Linked DNA regions of Homo sapiens: region 2 is linked to region 1. A link is an interaction called in ENCODE POLR2A ChIA-PET data of the cell type or tissue named here. Cell type or tissue: MCF 10A. All regions are shown on one strand. Links, peaks and the distances in the headings refer to the core of each region. The heading gives the core; the rest is flanking DNA. Region 1 has its middle 190 kb from the start of RUNX1. Region 2 has its middle 250 kb from the start of RUNX1.

Region 1 (4,402 bases), core at 216-4,215:
TGTAACTCCAATTAGAATTAAAAGCTCCATTTAGCAAGTCATTCTAAGTCCTGCCTTGCTGGCAGGGAAGATGTTTAATCAGGTGCAGTCGCGAGCACCGGATCTCCATGCTCCAAGAATATTCTTTAGGATTTTCATATTTAATTGAATTTCCATTTAAAAGCATTTCGAACACTTAAAACTCTGTAATAAATGGGAACACTCAGATATGTTACCTACTGAATTTTGCTACACTTGTTATGATTTTATTCTGTGACATTCATTGGTTTGGAGCTGACCTCAGACTCAGACTGAAGTATTTCCCCTCATCTTGATTTAATGATAAAGGGTCTTGACATTTCAAGGCTGATTTTTTTTAAATGATGAAAAAAATTATCTAAATATGGCTATCTCTGCAGTGACTCAAGAATTGTTTTTTATATTGTGCAACTAAAAAACGTCACCATAAAATGAAATAAATAATAATATTAGCAAGCACACATGAGCTACTTATTACATGCCAGGTACTGTCAAAATGTTGCAAATATTTTCCTCAAGTACTAATATCATTTTGTGTAAACTTCACAGTCATCCTATAAGGAAGGTACCATTTTCCAGATCAGGCAACTGAGGTATGAGGAGGTTAAGTGGTTCCCTGAGGTCAAATTGCTGATAAATGGCAAAGACCATGAAGTTCCACTCTGTGCCTTGAACCACAACGCTGCCAAGGTTTAGTTACAATTCTGATCCCAGGATATCATATCAGCCTGTACCGCTCTCACAAAGTGACCTTGTGATAAGTAAATATTATTGTTTAGGACTGGAGGAAGGTCAGAAAGTATGCTTGTTTACTCTGCCTCATTCAGTGAGAGGCAAGAACAGAAGTCAGACCTATGGAGGTGAAAATGTAGCTTCATTCTTTACTGATGGACAAAAGCGAGATTGGAAGAGGCTGTGGAGGCTTAGATAACAATAATGGTTTCTTAATAACCCCAGAATTAGAATTACCTACTCATCAGAGAAGGCACGGGCAGCCAGGGGCAGGTCTTCCCTGTTGGACTCAGCTGATGAGAAATTAGAGCCTGAAGAATAAAGAAAGGATGAGGCCAGCCATGCCCATTCTCCAACTCTCCCAACTGATCTGGAAGCAGTGAGAAGAGACACTCAGAGCAGAGCCCAAGGGACATCTGGACATCTGTCCATGTTCAAACAAGTGGGGGGGGAAGAAGAGTCCTCCAAGCAACAATAAACTGGAACTTATTAAATACAGTGTGGTCATAAAACACCACATAGGTCTAGTAGATATCAGAGTTCTAGTATATAATATACTTCATCAGCATATGATCTATGGATAGCGTATTCTTACCATCTGCTTAGATCTGGTGTATATCAAAGTTCTAGTAACATTTTTGTTTGAAAGAAAGGAACATGGTTTCATTGCCAAACATGTTTCTTAGCCATTCCTCTGAAAAGATGCAAATAAGTTATCCTTTTTCAACATCCCTTTTCAAAATGTTCAACTTGTTGCCATTTCCAAAGGATCACTTAGAAATTTTGAGACAGGCTTGTTCTGTTCACGAAATATAACTACACTCGTTGATTTAAGGCACACTCTCTAAAGTTTTTCTACCTGTGTGCTTCCAGCCCATAGTATTTTATCTCTGTTCCAGGGCCAAGCAGTAACTGATAAATATTTATGTTCTCAATAAATATTGGAATTACAAATGACTGATGAGGAGGCTTGCCTTGTGCCAGAAAATTACGTAAGACAAAGACTGTGTTTTCCCACTCTTTGAGACTGAGCGACCAGCAGTGGTTGTGAAACTCAGCGGCCTATTAGAGTCACTCAGGCTGCTTTTTAATTAGTGAGGAAGTCTGGGGCCCAGCCCAGACTCACCTCATCCAAATCCCTGGAGGTAGGACCTATGCATCCTTTATTTTACATGCTCCTAAAAAATCACAGGAAATGAAGTAAATAAGGACAGAAGATATTAAGGAAAAATTGTTTTATAAAAAAGTTTCTATATTTAAAAGAAAAATCATCAAAATTAAAACAGTCTAAAGCAGTTATCAAAAAGCCTCTGTGCTCTTGAGGCGACAAAAGGAAACAAAAGTTACGCCCCAGGGGCTGTGCCAGAGACAGAGCCTCCTGGGTTGGTCCAGACTTGTCAGTTCCTGAGAAGGTCCAAGCTTGGGTTGTTTGCCTGCTGGAAGAGGACCCCTGTCAAGTGCAAGTCAGAAAAGGGCATCTGCAGCTGATTCCCCTGCCAGGCCACCCATTGGTGAAGCCCTATGTGAGCCAGTCATCCATGTTCCTCTCTAAAACGCCTGTCACCCACAAGCATCTATCAACAGTTATTGGATACACAGTTTTGTCCGAGGGACGGTGTGAACAAACAGCAACCTCTGTCAGTCACATGTACATCATGAAGAGAGGATTCCAGAGTGCAAGATGCTGAGTAGCAGGGATTCCAAGATGCGGTCCTGCTTCTTCCCTTCCAGAACTCAATATAGTAAATGATTCTATCGAACTGGAGGGAAAAAATATATGGGCTTGAGAAGAGACTACTTACAAAGCATGTAGTGAATTGCTGATATGACATCAAGAGAGAAAGGAATGTTTTATTAATGAAAATTTTTCCATCACTACCGTGTATAAATTACCAATTAGCAGAAAATTAGAATACAATGCAATTATTTGATGGGCATCGTTTAATTTTTTGATGAATCAGAAGGTACATGTGCTTCTAAGCCAACAGTAAGGCAGTCATCAGTGTTGCAGCAGTGAATTTCTGACAAGCTTATTTGTTATTTAGCAGATCAATCTAATTAATCTATTAAGCTAATTAACAGACTGGCAGAGTACACTTTATCAGCATATGATCTGTAGTTTGCATATTCTCACCATGTATTATTGAATATATTGCATAAAATATTTGAAAGCAATGCATCCACTAATAACGCAAGCCCTACCTGCAGTAAAGTATGATAGGGTAAGGAATGATCCTCAAATGAACCGAGCAAATACTGGGAGGAGATGGAGAAGGAAGAGGGAAGTTTACAGATTCACAGGGGAACATTCTCCTGATACTGATCTTATTTTCTATGTCCCAAATGCCAGTCTTTTAATGACTCACTCGTCCCCTGAGCAAACCAAGAACAAGTTTTTTGGGTTAGATGATTGGCACATTGGGGATGAGCCTGCTGACAATATGTAGAAAGACGGAAAGTGTCCTCAGATTTGGGGGACATTATTTGTTACTCACATGAGTGTAAAGGTTTGACACATCTTCCCCCATTCCAAAGTAAAACAGCCAAAACCTTTTGTATCAATGGGGTGGAAATACACCCTGAGTCAGATAATCATGGTGTGTTGTTGTAACAAGTAGCACACCCAGGCTAAACCTGGTAAGATGGGGGTTACCCACAGGTTTTTGCCTGATCTGGGAACTAGAATTGATATTCCTCAAACTGGAAATAACTTTACTGTTTTTTCAGGGAGTAAAAATGATAGTATGACTTATAAAATCCCAAATGATATATAAATATATAGAGAAAAAAATTTCCTGACACATTGTTACTTAGAGATGAGTGCTGTTTAAAATGTGGTAAATATCTGTGCAGACGCTTCTCTGCACATCTGTAATTTTATATAAGTGGACTCATTCGTTTATTAACTCACTCTGTTACTTTAAAATATTATGGTTATGTTTCTATGTCAATGTGTACATGTTTTTGCCATAATTTTTTATAACTTCCTAGGATTTCATTTTCTGGCTATACCAAACTTTTAACTATTCCTCAAATAAGTTTAACACTTATTGTCAATTTCTCAATGTTATTAACAATGTTTCAGTGACCATTCTTATATATATGTTATATCTTTGTGATGTATCAGCTTTTGACTTTAGTATCAATTCTTACAAGTGGAATTGCTGGGCCAAGGCCATATACATTTTTAAGGCTTTGGTTCCTATTGTCACTTGCCCTCCTCCAGAAAGGTCATCCCAATTTACTCTTCCACCAGCTGTATTTGACGAAATCGAAAACATTATTTCTAATAATTAGGCAGAGTCCACCTTACTCGGGTACTATCTTAATAAACTGTGAAGCATTGGTTAATACCAGTCTTTATGAAATAACAAAATGTTTGGTTGAGAATGGCTGAATTTGAACTCTGGGATGAGGTCTGCATATCCCTCAGCATATCTGAGGAGCATAAAGGCCCAGGGGTCAGGTTCCAATGTGTCCTCACTGAGAAGCCGAGCTTCTCTCTATCAGTCTGGCCGAGAGAAGAGCTTCAGGTCACCTTGGATCCCTCTCGTGGTTCCACTTGGTTCTTGCCTTCTCCATCCTGAGGTACCAGTTCTTGACCCTGGTCCGTATTTCTGGTCCCGTGTGGTTCCCATCTTTCTGTGTGAAC
Region 2 (4,402 bases), core at 312-4,311, 51 kb before region 1:
CTCATAAGGATGTGAATCCCATTCATGAGGGCTCCACCTTCATGAGCTCATCTATTCCTAATTACCTCTCAAAGACCCCACCTCCTAATACTGTCACATTAGTGGGTGGGGTTTTTAACATATGAATTTGAGGGAGGCACAAGCATTCAGTCCATAATTCGTGTGTGTGTGTGTGTGTGTGTGTGTGTGGCAGAGGGGGTGGGGTGGGGTGGGGCTAATAAGAGCTAAAGTCCTCTGTCTGGACCCAAGGAGCATGAAAGGGACAACATGGATGGGGTGCAGGAAAACATGTGACCCACAACTGTTGCAGCAGAAGCGGGAGATGGAGGGAACCAGAGAAGACCTGGTACCTTGATCGTCTGCTCCAGGGCCCCCATCCCACCCTATCCCTATCCTTCCTGTATTAGTTCGTTCTCATGCCGCTATAAGGATATACCCAAGACTGGTTAATGAAGGAAAAATGTTTAATGGACTCACAGTTCCACATGGCTGGAGAGGCCTCACAATCATGGCGGAAGGCAAAGGAGGAGCAAAGCCATGTCTTACATGGTGGCAGGCAAGAGAGCGTGTGCAGGGGAACTGCCTTTTATAAAACCATCAGATCTCATGAGACTTATTCACTATCACGAGAACAGCGCAGGAACAACCTGCCCCCATGATTCAATTACCTCCCACGGGGTTCTTCCATGACACATGGGGATTGTGGGAGCTACAATTCAAGATGAGATTTGGGTGGGAACACAGCCAAACCGTATCACCTCCAAACCAAAAGAGTCTGAAAACCTCTTGGGGACTGGTCTGTTCTACTTTACACAAGTCACAGAAAAGGCACTGGAGCTCATCTCTGGATCTTCAGTGACTGGGGGACTCCAGTTGGCACCAGAGTTGAACACAAAAAAAATGAATGTATGCACTTAGTTTTCAGCAAAATAAAATGACCATCTGCACCTGCAGAAGCTGCAGAAGCCGTGTTCAAATATGGGAACAGGCCTCCTGACACGTCCATATGGTTGGGGTTTGTCAACCATGAAGTTTATGCGATCCTATCTACTAGATCCCAGAGACTAGCTAAAAGAAATGGGTGTACTCATGACAATTTCTAGCAGTCTGCAGGTTAACACTACAGGCTAGCAAAGTTCTTTGCTTGAAACACCTGGTGTATTAGAGTTCTCCCAAAGAAGCAGAACCAATAGGACATATGTACAGATACCTAGATGTGTGAGTGTATCTATAGGTGTGTGTGTGTGTTGGTGTGTGTGTTTGTGTGTGTGTATATATGTGTAAAATACATATATGAAAGGAGATTTGAGGAATTGGTTCATGTGATTATGGAGGCTGAGAAGACCCACGATCTGCTGTCAAGAAGCTGGGGACCAAGGAAGGCTGTTGGTTTAATTTAGTCCAAGTCTCAGGACTTGAGAGGCAGGGATGCTGATGGTATAAATTTCAGTCCAAGAGCTGGAGAAGATGAGGTGAGATGTACCAGCTCAAGCAGGCAGGAAGTAGAAGAATGAATTCCTCCTCCCTCTGCCTTTTGTTTCATTCAGTCTCTCAGTGGGTTGGGTGATGCCCACCCATCCTGGGGAGGGAATTCTAATTTACTGAGTCCATTGGTTCAAATACGAATCTTACCCTGAAACGCCCGCACAGACACACCCTGAAATCACGTTTCATTTGAGCTTCCTGTGGCTCATCTAGTTGACACACAAAACTAACACACCTGATAAAATAGTGGCACTCTCAAAAAACTAAGGTTGTTTGATGCTCAACTAGGCAAGTAAAGCAATAAAGGACCTGCAGTGAGGATGTGGTGGGAGTTCCTAGACCCTCAGCAATGTGCGTTTTTTTCTGAAGTGCCTTGTGGCTGTCGGGTCGCTGGTTCCCCTTAAGTAGCCCAGTGGAGGTGAGAGGTTCCCCTTAGAGCAGTGTAGTTGAGATTTGAGCTTTGGTATGAAATAGACCTATCTTCTGTCACTTCTTAGCTTTGTAACACTGTAATGCTAATCTTTCCAAGCTTCAAGATCACCTTCTGTAAAATGGAAAGTAAAATACTACCTTGTTAGGGTTGTTGAGGTGACCGAGGAGAAAGCATGTGTGCTTAAGATGATGTCTGGCATATTAAAGGTATTTCTGAAATGTTGGTTATAATTATTAGCATCAGCTGCAAATAAAAGCATGTGGGGTGGTGGATAAACATTTCACAGCACACATCTGTCCCCAGACAAGAAGTACTATTCTGCAGCCAGGACTTAATGCCATTCACTTGTGTTTTGCTTGTTTGTTTGTTTCCTTGATAGGTTTTCACCAAACTAATGGAGAAGGCCAGTGGGGAGTTTCCAGATGTGTCACTCAAAAGACAAAAAGCTCCATTACTGTCCTCACTTTCTTCTTATTAAAATCATGCTCACCTTCTCCAAGCCAATCAGTTCTCTTTATAGTCACTGTCACTCCATCTCAGCTGATGAGGGATGAAAACAGTTTGGGTTTGGTTGGATAAATGGAAACTGTGGGGCAGCAGCTCCCTCCTTTCTGAAGCTGTTTTCCCCTTGCTCATTGGCTCTGATAAGGAGATATAAACATAATGAGATGCCAGGTTGGGAGAGAGTGAAAGACAATGGAACCCACGTTCAAAACAAAGCTAGACGCCCTGTGTCGATAGCAGGGCTCAGGGCCAGTGTCTGGCAACATGACAGTAAAGGCTTAAAAAAAACACAACACAGATTTTAAAAACAGAGCTTCAGCTGTTTTACCACCACACAGTAATTGGCCACAGGGAAACTTGCTACTGGCACCTGGCCGTGGAGGTAATTATCCTTCTTCTCCCAGGAGCATAATAACTGCATTGTTTGACTGGTGAGTCGTGCAGGGGTGCAATCTGAAAGTGAGAGAAGGCCGACTGAGAGCATGAAAAGAAGGAAAGGTGTGGCCTTTGATGTGTTTCCAGGCCTGGGTCGGGGACCTGAACTGTGAGAAATAAGCATGTCAGAGATCTTTGTCTTCTCACCTGTGAAGACACTTTTAACATTGCAAATCCCCGCCTTTATCTGCACAGAACCCATTAAATCAACTCGGCACAGCTGTCATCAGCTGAGGCCCGAAATCAAAGCTCAAACTTGGGTTTGACTTTATTGACACGCCTCACTAGCAAAAGCGAGATCGGATAACTTTAGGCTGAGATAATTCAGGTAGATCCGGGGGTTGTGTGTTGTTTCTTACCATGGCTTATCAGACGTTTTCCAGACAAGCTCTTCTGGCGCAAGTGAAACAATACTGAACATTTTTTTGATGCAGAGGATGCCAAGCAAGTTATGCTCAAAGGCCTGAGTTCCAAGAAGCAGCAGCGTTCATTCACCCATCTGTCCCACACACATTCCCTAGGTGTTGATCCTTGCTGGGACAGGGGAGTGTTGAAGATGACCTAAAAGTGGGCTTGAATGTCAAGGAATGCATTGTCTAGTCTGGCATCTCATATATACAATAATATAGCCATGGTAGAAATAGTGCATGCCATAAAATAAATAGAAGTTAGATGTGAAGGAACTATGAAAGAGACTTGATTTTTTTTTCTTGGAGAAGATCGGACAAGGCACGATAAAGGAGGAACCAGTAGAAATGGACCTTAAAAAACGGGATGGGGTTTGAAATTCTGACGAAGAGGTAAATGTCATTAAAGGTAAAGATATGCAACGTTTTTATCTGTGTTTTTTTCTTATATTATAATTCAGGTTTATTTGTATTGTAATAGTACATTCTAAATTCTGAGTGTGGAATTCAGGAAGGCTTCATATTTAGAGGACAGGAAAACATTTCTTTTTCATGTATCCACTTGGGCCTTAGTGTTTATAGTCATAAAACATAATCAACATTTACGATTATTTTTAAATTTTAAAAGTCTTACTTATTAGGTTCTTAGCCCTTTAGTTACCAAACACTGCATTTGATATTGAGAGATGAACAGAATATGTAAATATAGCAGAAAACTTCACAAGAAATTAATAGGAGTCTAAAAAATCCAGGTGTTATTTTTGATACTCTTCAAAATTAGGTGGAGAAGGAGAAAGTTCCATTTTCTAGGAGTTTATTTTCACTTCCAATTTACTTTTGAGTTATTTGTTATATCCCCTACTCCACGTGTTACACAATATTCTAAATCGATTTTCTCACTGAATAGAGTCTACTTATCAGATAGGTTTAAGTGTATGCTGATTAAGTGTAAAAACTAGAGTGCCCTGCCTGTGTCACAAAAAGTCCATATTATTTTTGTCTTAATTGTTTTGTGTTCACATACAATTAAGTTCAATAGACGTCGGTGTACTGATTAATAGTCTCTTTAAAGTCACTATAATGTAGTTTCAAAATTGGTTCTGTTATTCAAATGCAAACTTTTATGCTCAATCATTGT

What was found. ChIA-PET counts read pairs that join two places held together with the same protein. Peaks named below come from ENCODE experiments on the same cell type or tissue, not always from the same donor. Only the 100,000 strongest peaks of a DNase experiment are listed, where the experiment ranks them.
Region 2: POLR2A ChIA-PET joins it to region 1 with 5 read pairs; 3 of 35 experiments call an interaction of 5 or more read pairs at or near these places.

The regions. Positions count from the first base shown.
Region 1 is chr21:35,242,079-35,246,480 of GRCh38, reverse strand. No RefSeq gene overlaps it. Among named protein-coding and RNA genes, the nearest start is that of RUNX1, 190 kb to the right of the region's middle. In MCF 10A, for the core only: no CTCF peak of the experiment used is centred there; a DNase peak (open chromatin) is centred at 1,780.
Region 2 is chr21:35,293,103-35,297,504 of GRCh38, reverse strand. No RefSeq gene overlaps it. Among named protein-coding and RNA genes, the nearest start is that of RUNX1, 250 kb to the right of the region's middle. In MCF 10A, for the core only: no CTCF peak of the experiment used is centred there; no DNase peak of the experiment used is centred there.